Regions from separate parts of the Mus musculus genome. Here region 1 is linked to region 2. Evidence: chromatin contacts called from ENCODE Hi-C or POLR2A ChIA-PET data. All regions are on one chromosome and are shown on one strand. Each heading gives the region's core, a stretch centred on a gene start or an enhancer-like site at or near the end of the contact. The rest is flanking DNA. Distances are from core to core; before and after follow the strand shown.

The links. Hi-C counts contacts between places; a loop is a spot of excess contacts on that map. ChIA-PET counts read pairs that join two places held with the same protein, here RNA polymerase II (POLR2A).
Region 1: a map of heart shows a loop between it and region 2 (6-fold over the local background). The contact joins the promoter of B230307C23Rik here to the promoter of Zbtb21 in region 2. A Hi-C loop is called at or near these places in 16 of 37 maps with a recorded cell type or tissue (T-helper 1 cell, T-helper 17 cell, T-helper 2 cell and 6 more). POLR2A ChIA-PET finds 5 or more read pairs at or near these places in 4 of 5 experiments (Patski and embryonic stem cell).

What each region holds. Positions count from the first base shown.
Region 1 is chr16:97,995,041-97,999,871 of GRCm38, forward strand. It overlaps B230307C23Rik (RIKEN cDNA B230307C23 gene), which reads left to right and starts at 2,296. Exons shown (of 4, transcript NM_001362093.2): 1 at 2,296-2,396. The coding sequence starts at 2,394. C030010L15Rik (a long non-coding RNA gene) reads right to left here. Exons shown (of 5, transcript XR_001781957.2): 3 at 2,657-2,747; 4 at 1,886-2,411; 5 at 1-103.
Region 2 is chr16:97,959,924-97,964,938 of GRCm38, forward strand. Zbtb21 (zinc finger and BTB domain containing 21) reads right to left here and starts at 2,699. Exons shown (of 3, transcript NM_175428.4): 1 at 2,491-2,699.

The sequences.
Region 1 (4,831 bases), core at 1,046-3,545, 35 kb after region 2:
AACAGGTAGTCAGAGTCCTCACTTTTGCGGAGACCACACATCTGTCTTCAGGTTCCAGAACCCCACCAGAGATGGACTCCAGCACTTTTCACAGCACAGTTATCTACAAATACAGAAAATAATACATACCTGAGAGACAATATATAAATGTAAACAATGTGGTAAAGCCTTTGCATGTAGCAGTAGTCTTACAAATCATGAGAAAAAGTCAAACTGCAGAGAAACTCCATAAGCACAGACAGTGTGGTAAAGTTTTGTGCTTCCTGGGATCTTCATACAAGAGTAAAACCTTTAGTGTGTAATCAATCTGTTAAAGCCTTTGCATATCTCAGTAGTCTTTGAAGTCCTAAAAGAACTCATACAGAAGGGAGTCTATAACTATATAAGATTTTATCACTGCACACACAAAAGATTAATTGAGAGAAATCTCTTTAATGGCAGCATGTATTTAGCTCTGGCTAATGCTCAAAGAAGATCCAGCTGGGAATAGATTTTAATTTCCACCTATGCTGTCACCCTTAAGCCCCTTTTAGGTTCAGGTCCCAGGTTAATTTTTGAACAATTTAAATATGGACTGGAGACTGCATGTCTAACCAATTAGACAGACACACAGCAAATATAGTCCCAGAATTACTTCTTAAGTACACCAGTGTCCTGAAACAACATCAGTGACAGGTTCCTAAGTACAAAGTCCCAGAGGATGAAAAAGACATGAAAAGTAGAAGGCAGAAAGTTACAAAAGCTGGGGTGGGGAGGCCTTGCAGAAGCCTCTGTGTATGAATGTTTAGCTTCCCAGTGAGGAAGATGTGTTGGCTAACCATAGTGCTCCACTGGGTTTGTTATCTGGTTCCTGTTTGCCTTCCAGGGTTCACATACTTACCAGCTGAAAAGTAGCTGCAGTTTACCTAAGCCCAGCATGAAGGACTCAACCCAAGTGAAATTAGAGTATTTGGGGGTTTATTTGGGGGTAGCTCTCTAGTGGATTCAGTGATCCCAAGGAACCAGAGAGTTCACTAGTCCCAAGGAGGTCAGAGAAGTTATGGGATGGGAGTATAAGGAGCAGAGGTGGGGAGAAGGAGCTAGCAAGGCATGCAGGGGGGAGGGAGATGGAGAGGGAAGTGGAGGGAGGAGGGGGAAGGGCAGGAGAAGGAGGAAGGAGGAGGCAGAGAGAGAGAGAGAGAGAGAGAGAGAGAGAGAGAATGAAACAGAGAGACAAAGAGTACAAACTGTCAGGATTATATAGGAAGATCTTCTGGAGACAGGAAAGCTCAGGGTACAAGGTGGGGTCTGCCAACTTTGCTATGTAACAGGTGGAGACTGAGGAGAGCTGGGAGAACCTGGAGGTTCAGCTGTAACCTTCCCAGCCTTGAGCAGGCTAAGCAGACCTTGAACATTCATCTTGACAGGCCTTATCAAGCTGGATAGAGACATGTGTCTTGGCTGCAGTTGCAGGTTCCCATGGGAACTTAGCTGTTTTGGCTGCCTGTGCTGACCTTGTTCTACAACATATTCCAGCTAAAGAAGGGGATGGGTTTTGTGGTTTTTCCCTTTATAAACGTAAAGCCTATTATTAAACTTTGAGTCTTGATCAGAATCTTTGTCTTGACTTCATTCTTCTCTCGCGTACCCCCCACCCCCATCTTTTCATTTCCAGCACCCCTTTCAGGTAAACTCAGTTCTCCCGCGGCTGCTGGATGGCTCCACCCAGCCAGCTTTGGTGTGTTAAATATATGCAGATCAGAAGCTGGTCCCGGGTCTGAATCCCAACCGCAACAAAACTATTGTTTCCCCAAATCTCTTTTTAATCGTTAATATCCTGGGCACCCTTCCGCTTGTAGGACAGATTGATAACTCCACTGCAAGTTGAGCTATGCAAGCTAACTACCTTGATTCCAGGAGGAAGGCAAACAGTCTACTGAGTGAGGAAAGCTCAGGCTGAAAAGTCAAGGACTTGCTGAGCACGGGGTCAACTGTTCACATAGGGGAGGAGCAAGCGGCTGAGCAGTGATAGGTGCAGTGGTGGTTCCTCCCTGGGGCTGTGCGGGGAGACAGAAGGGTAGGCTATTGGAGGACCGGCACAAGTATTACAGAAATGAAAATCCCTGTAGATCTGGAAAAGGTCGTCCCTGGATTTGAAGCTTGGTCTGAGAACTTCTACACTGTGTGGCTTCAGCACACTCTAACTCTAAGGGAGGTGCTCGACTCACTCAAGACTTACTGGCCAATCAGAGCCTCCAGGCAGACCTGCGTGTCAGAAGAGAAGGCGGGTTTTCCGGGTGCGGTGGTGTCGGTTTCGCTTCCTGGTTGAGTGCTTGAATGGTTCTGTGTGCCGTGCTCCGTTTCCTGCGGTTGGATGCTGTGGATTGTGCACAGGCAAGCTCCGAAGTTGCGACATGGTAAGCACAGGGTCACTGCCAACAATGGGGAGAAGCAGGGGTCTCAGCAGCGCGAGCTGGTGTGGTGGGGCTTTCACAGGACTGAATGGGAATCGGCGGCCACGTGTGAGGTCCTAGCCACTTGGGGGACCCAGCTGTAGCCTCTGAATAACTTCACTGTGGGGGCTGCATCTGTGCAGAGCATTTGGCCTGTGTGTAGAAAGATCTTTGGCATGATCCCAAACTCAGAGAGTACTAGTTTCTGCAAGTTCTGTTCTTACCATTTGCCATTAAGGTGGACAATCCATTGGAGTTAATTTTGTGGAGGTTGTAAAAGACATCTCATGTGCTGGGTAGCAATCCAATATCAAGCTGTGATGTAAAAGTGCAGGATTAATGATCTAAAGGATTTACTAAAGCTTAGGAGATAGTAAGGCACTCCAAGTAGAATTTATCTGAGGGTGGACTGCATGTAAAACATCCCACAGATAGGTAATGTGCTAACTAGGGCTGTTAGAGATTAGGTTGCTAGGATACACAAGTTAATTCACCCGGATTGTCCAGAAATTGGGCACCAAACCATAACAAAGGAAACAAACTTGATTTACTACCATCCACTAGGTTCATCTTCATATCAAAGAGCAGGCCTCTAACAGGCTGGTCTATGGGGCCTTACAGGATCACAATCTACAGTAAGGCCTGGTGTGGCATAAAGGTTCAGTTTTCTTCTTGAGAAAAGCATAGTTCTGCCACATGGGTGAGATGATGCCTAGTGACAACCATGTGAGAAGGTAAAAAAGAAAACAAAACAAAACACTGTTGTATTGAGTGCTAAGTTACACTTTCCCTGAGGTTTCCATATATGGAGAATGACATAGCTCCTCATGAAACCCAGGAACATGCTTGGCAGAGCCAGTCACAGCTTGGGGCCTAGGCCTTGGGAGCTTTCCCTGAGGCTCTGGGTATAGAGATAAAACAGAGCTTCTTCTCTAAGACCTGGAATATGCTTGGGAGAGCTGGTAATAGTCTGGGGCCAGGGCCTTTGGGAGGGGTTGCTTCAGATTCTGAGAGCACAACTCTTCCCACCGTACGGGGTTGTGGTTATCAGTCCCAAGGCCATGAGAGACTTGGTCAGAAATTTTTTCAGATACACTGAGTTTCCCCTTGTGCAGCAACTATTTGATTAGACTTCTCCTGAGTGTGTCCCATTGTATGATGCTTCTGCTGACTTCATAGTTTCTTCATCTTTCTCCTGACTTCATAGATGTCTCCCATCTCCTTCCTTTCCCTCATGTCAATCGTGTACAAGATGGTATTCTTTAGAAGCTTACTTAGCATGAGCCATAGCTTGTGTAAGTCCTCCCCACCCCAGCTTTTTTACTTTCTACCTTTTCCTTTTCCAGTGTTTTTCATCATCTGGAGCCTTCCACTCAGGACACTCTCACTAACCTGCTGTGTTAGGGCACTGGTGTACTTAAGAAATGATCCCGGGGTTATATTTGCTGTGTAAATTTCCCATCTGTCTAAGTGGCTAGACTTGCAGTCTCCAGTCTATATTTAAATTGTTCAGAACTTAACCTGGAACCTGAATCTAAAAGAGACTTAAGGGTGGCAGCATATGTGGAATGCAAAATCCATCCTCGTCTGGCTCCTCTTTAGTATTAACCAGTGTAGCTGGTCTTTACTACTTTATGGTTTCTTCTTTTAACACACACTTAATCCCCTCCCCCCCCCCAACTCCAACCCCCTCCTCTTTCACCCCCTAACACCAGATAGGACAGAAACAAGGATGGAGGAGAAAGAGATCCTTGAATCTAGTTTCTTTTTTTGTACTGGCCCCTCACCTCCCCACCCCCAGCATGAGTCAGTCTCTGATGCAGGGAGCAAGGATTAAAGATAGGAAAGGCAGAAAGAAGATGCAAAGCCAATAGTTAGATTTGGGAGGACTGCTGGTTAATACTGCAGCAGCAGCAGCGAGAGCCTTGAGTTTATTTTTCATAGTCTTTTTATACCCACACAGTACTGTAGAATGCAAAGCTACAAGCTAACAGAAACAATTTCCTGAAATATACACAGAATATCTGTTCTTATCCAAAGGTACCTCCCTTGAACCTCAGGAGTACCTCCTCTTATAGTTCCATGTCTCATTAGGCTGGGAAATCTGCCAACAGACCCTGACCCGCCTTGACTGCCTGGGCACATAGAAGAATAGCGTCAGTTTTAAAGCATAAATATCGTCATCCAGGAAGAAAAAAGGTGTAAAGGAAGTTCCCTTGCTCACTGTATTCAGGGTCTTATCAAGATGATCAACTTATGACAAGATGTAGGAACACATTGCTCAGCTGTATTATTATTATTATTAAACTTACTTCCTTGTCCTAGCCCAGTGTCAAATGTTTGCCTTATTCCTAGAAGCAGTACCAAGGGTTATCCACATCTGGGAGAGTAGAAGATTC
Region 2 (5,015 bases), core at 1,449-3,948:
CTTACTCTAAATAAAGCTGGCCACTTTACTGACCTGTTTTAGACTACAGGGGTTTTTCCCCTAAATTATTTCTCTAGAAAAACCCAAACTACAGACTAGCATACAAGACTTCTCTGACTGATATCAACTCACCTCTGTACCAAACCTGGATGGCTGTGGTAGTTTGAATAGGCCTGGCCCCAATAGATTCACATGAGTGAACTCATAGGGAGTTATATTATTAGGAGATATGGCCTTGTTAGAATAGGTGTGGCCTCCTTGGAGTGTGTCACTGTGGATGCAGTGAGGTCTCCTATGCTCTAGCGATGCCCAGTGTGGACACAGTACCCTTCTGCTGACTTCAGATTAAGATGTAGAATTCTCAGCTCCTCCTTCATTACCATGTATGCCTGAATGCTTCCATGCTTCCCACCATGATTATAATAGACTAAACCTCTGAAACAAAAAAACAGCCCCAATTAAATGTTTTCCTTTATAAAAGTTGCCTTGGTCATGGTATTTCTTTACAGCAATAAAATCCAAACTAAGACAGTGGCACTCCTTACCATCTAACCCACAAATCTGCACTTCCAGTTTCTGAAACCCTAACGTGTCTTTTATCTCTCCTTTACTTGGCCACTTTGTACAGAAGGATTCAGAGGGAACTATAAAGCTTTTGTAACTTGCCAACAGCAACACTTCACCGCTCTGCAATGACCCCGTGGTGATCTCAATGCATCAGGTTTATATGTGGCTCCCTCACAACACCCCACATGCTCTCCCAAAAAGCCCTTGTTTTCAGTTGTGAATTCCTAGCATAGGACTTAGCAGGTATCTACCACATAAAGAAAGCTCACTAGACTTGGGGATTGGACTTGTTGATCTTTATCTCTCCAGAGTCTGTAGAACCCAGCATGGGGGCGTTTTCTCAGCCTTTCCTGAGCTTTTGTGACTATATTAACAATTGGACTGACTCCATCTGTATCTCTGCTCAGACTTCTTCAGGCCCCACCCCCTTCCTTCTAAAGAGATCCATCTCAGTGAAGTCACTTGTCCTACATGGCACCTGTGATCCACACTTTCACACCTGTTTGTCTTCAATCATCACCTTCTTAGGTTGGATGATGCCAGCCATATCTCCTCTGGCAGAAAATTATTCTTTCCTTTGCCCTTTGGCCAATCTCTGATACTTGTAAATCCAGCCCTTTAAGCTCTAGTACTGGGACAACTAAAATGGCTTCTCAGTTATCTCCTTGTCTAGAGACCTCTACGCTACTTCTTTTGTTGCTGTTGTCATATCTAATATTCTCCACCACACAATACTGTCAGTTCCTCAAGGGAGAGTTTCTATTAACAATTTCTATTTCCTAAGAATGACACTCCCTATACTTTCAATAAATACTAAATGAAAACACTATGCTGTTAAGTGCATCGGCTGAATTAAAGAGTCATTTTTACGTAAGCCAAATTTCTACTTTAACGTCAATATTTAGGGGTAAGGTTAAGGGTAATGATTAATCACTAGAAGTGGAGGAAGGTTTTCAGTGGAAACACTAACATGGATTAACCTACTTTCAGCCTCTGAAACAAGGTGGGAGGACCATGAAACAAACCCAGGAACTTATGACTCAGGGTCATGCTGATGAACAATCACCAGACTATGCTGTAACACAGATAGATGTCCAAAGATGTAGAAGCGATTGGAGTTCATGCAACACACAAAAAAATGCCAAGCTTCAAAGGGCGGCTCAGTGTCCCCCAACACCACCCCTGTGTCGGGCAACCTTAGGGAGTACCTGTTTAAGGCTCTCTGTACACGTTCTGTAGTGTGCGGTTCTCCAGAACCCAGAGCCTCGGGGGCACATATGTGCATGGTTCTTTGATTACAAGGTGCAGTCTCTGCAGAGGAAGCACTCAAAGGTGCTCCAAATAACCAAGCCAGGGAGATGGGGGAGACCCCGGCCAAGATGTGAGCTGCAGGGAGGTCTTCCGTGCTATGTCCCCGAAAGAGGGTCTTTCTCCTAAGAAAAGCCTTGGGCCCGAGGGTGGGGGTGAGGGGTCCGATAGGGTGTGCATGGGCAAACGAGGTGGCCCCAGAGGTGCTGGCTGCCAGGCTGTCACGTTCCAGCCGCTGCAGGTGTGGGTGCCGCCGCCGCCGCCACCGCCCGCCAGTTTCCCAGCCCCGCGCGAGCGCGCGCCGCCCGCCCGCCCCAGAGAGCGCGCCCTAACCCGCAGCGGCGTCTCAACGGCTATGCTGTGGCCAGCACCCCAGACGCACACCGCGGCTACTCAGGCCGCCCGGGCCAGGGTGAGCAGCTCAGCGGCCTGGAGGCTGAGCATGCGTAGGAGCGAGGGCGAGGCCAAATGCGGGCAGAGAGCATGCGCAGTGCTTGGACACGCTCGACTACGTGGGAGTCTGGGCATGCTCGGTGAGGACCGCGGCCCCGCGCACGCGTAAAAGGGCCCGACGCCCGCAACCCACTGGTGGAGGAAAAAAAGAAGAGAAATCACCTCAGAGTTACGTCAGGAAAGGCCGCGTTTTGCGGAGAGGCCGTAGTCCCCGACCGGGCCCGACGTCCTCCTAGGGCGCGGAGCGTGACGGTTACTCACCGCTCTTCAGCCCTGGGGCAGGCGCCAAGCCCCTTTCCGCTCACACTCGGCTCGCGCAACCCGCAGCCTCCACTGCCGCTGTGATTCCATCCATCTTGAATTTGACGTCATCCCACACCAGGGATGAGGTCATCGCAAGCAGCGCTCGTCACGTGCGTGGCGCTGGGATTGGGTGCCGGGCGGCTGGGGGCGGGCCGAGGGCGGGCCTGCGGGAGCGCGGCCGCGTTGGGTCCGGCGCGTTGGTGCCTCTCCGGTGAGGCGCGGGCACGAGCAGCAGAGCGTAGGGACGCCCCCAGGGTACGCATGTGGTCGCGGAAAGCCCCTGAATGCGGAATGTGGAGCTATCGGGAAAATAGCTCATCTCCATTTCTTCCTCCTGGAGAAAGCGGCAGTGAACAAGTTGGGTTCCCAGGTTCCCCTTATTCGCTCTGTGGCTTTTTCAAACACATATCCAAACCTTACCCTTTTAAAATGGTGTTGAAGCTGGGAAGGGTGGTGCATGCAAGGAATCCCATCATCCAGGACACTGAGGCAGATTTCCCGTTAACTATTCTGAACTACAGAGTGAGGCCCTGGCTCATTTCAAAACAAAAGACAAAGAACGATTAACCTTTTTCCCTGCAACACCAGTTCTCTTTTAGCCTCTTTGCATGAAAATTACAATGCCATTTGTCAGATGACTGTACGCCAAAACCAGGCAGCTGGGTAACAAATGCCAAACTACAAATTCCAGCTGTGAAGAAAGGGTCTCTAGGCCACGGAAGTTTTCTAGAGCCTGGAACATAGCAGCAGACAGTCTCAACAAGTGAAATTTCTGTAACAGACTTTAAAAATGCCTAGATCCGCCGGGCAATGGTGGCGCACGCCTTTAATCCCAGCACTTGGGAGGAAGAGTCAGGCAGATTTCTGAGTTCGAGGGCCAGCCTGGTCTACAGAGTGAGTTCCAGGACTACAGAGAAACCCTGTCTCCAAAAACAAAAACAAAAACAAAACAAAAGCCTAGATCTTAAATTAGGTGTTCTATGTTTCAAGAAGTGTGTGGTTTTCAAGTATGCTTCTGAAGGTGGGTTTTAACTACGTGAATCAAGGTGAAACAGCATTATGAAGTGTGTGAGGGATATGTGGAGAAAGGAATCTTGCAATAGGTAGATCCATTGGGGGGGGGGACAGACTCCAAATGAATAACTCTGAGTATTTAGTTTTTTTTTTCATTTCAAGACTATGCCCTTTAGAATTTCACACTGAAAGTTCTCTTCTGCAATCATTCAAGGGTTTTTTTTTTTTTTGGTTTGTTTATTTGTTTGTTTGTTTTTAATGTATTTGTATTTGAACTGTATGGCAGTTAAGCAAGAAGTGGTCTTGTAAAGAGGGATTTGAGAGGACCACACACCATTGGGCCTCTTTTTTACATGCAGAAAATCAGTATGGAGCTGCAGAGCCTATGGCCCAGAGAGAAGCCAGATTCGTTTGTTTTGTTTTGTTTTGTTTTGTTTTGTTTTGTTTTGTTTAACCACATGGAGTGCAAAGCAACCTCCCTCCAACTGTTTGCCAGCTCAGTTGCTGTATCTGCAGTGCATGCTGCCTGTACTCTGGTGTCTCCATGTTCAAACAAGGTTGCCAGTTCTCTGAATCTGACCTAACTGCCAAATACAACAGAAACCTTTGGATCTTTCATACACCTCTGGCTTATGATATATTATTGGTTCCTTCTTCTAACTCAGTGACAGTGCTGTGCCACTTTGCCCTGGACTTCCTGCCCCTGGTTTGCACCTTCGTGGCTTCCTGTATTATTTCCTTTGCTACCTGCCCATCCACACACTTTTCATTTCTGAGGTCTGTGGTCTTACTTTGCGTTTCTGAGGTCTGTGGTCTTGCTGGTCCTGTTACTCTGTGCTACCTCATCTATGCCAGGGAAGATACTCTGGCAGTACAGTCACTTTAAGTGTGTGTGCCCACACCCATGTGCACACACAAAACTTTCTAACTGCTCTTCCAGCCTCCAGGTTTTACTCCACCCTGGCTTTGCAACCAGGGTGGAGACTTATCTTATTTTAAGATAAGTCTTAAAATGCTACCTTACTCCAGTGTGAACACTAGGTTCTCCATTGTTTTTAGGGGAGAATTGAACTTCATCCTGTGATGACTTAATAGCTTGACCCCCATCTGTGAAAGCAAACCTTGCTTGTTACCCTTCTCAACTCACCTCTGGGCTTCAGGTATGTTGATTCCTCACTGGAGCTACCCTGTATCTTCTACCTTGTCCTGTCATCTGTAATTGCTCTGGGATTCTGTTGCTTCTATGCTCTTCCTGTCACTTCAACTTTATTCTAGGGTTGATGCTACACCTCTGTGCTCATTAGTGCCTTTTGTGGGGTTTGTCTATTGCCACCTGTATGTGCCTTTGAATTTGTCCCCCATAGGCTTCA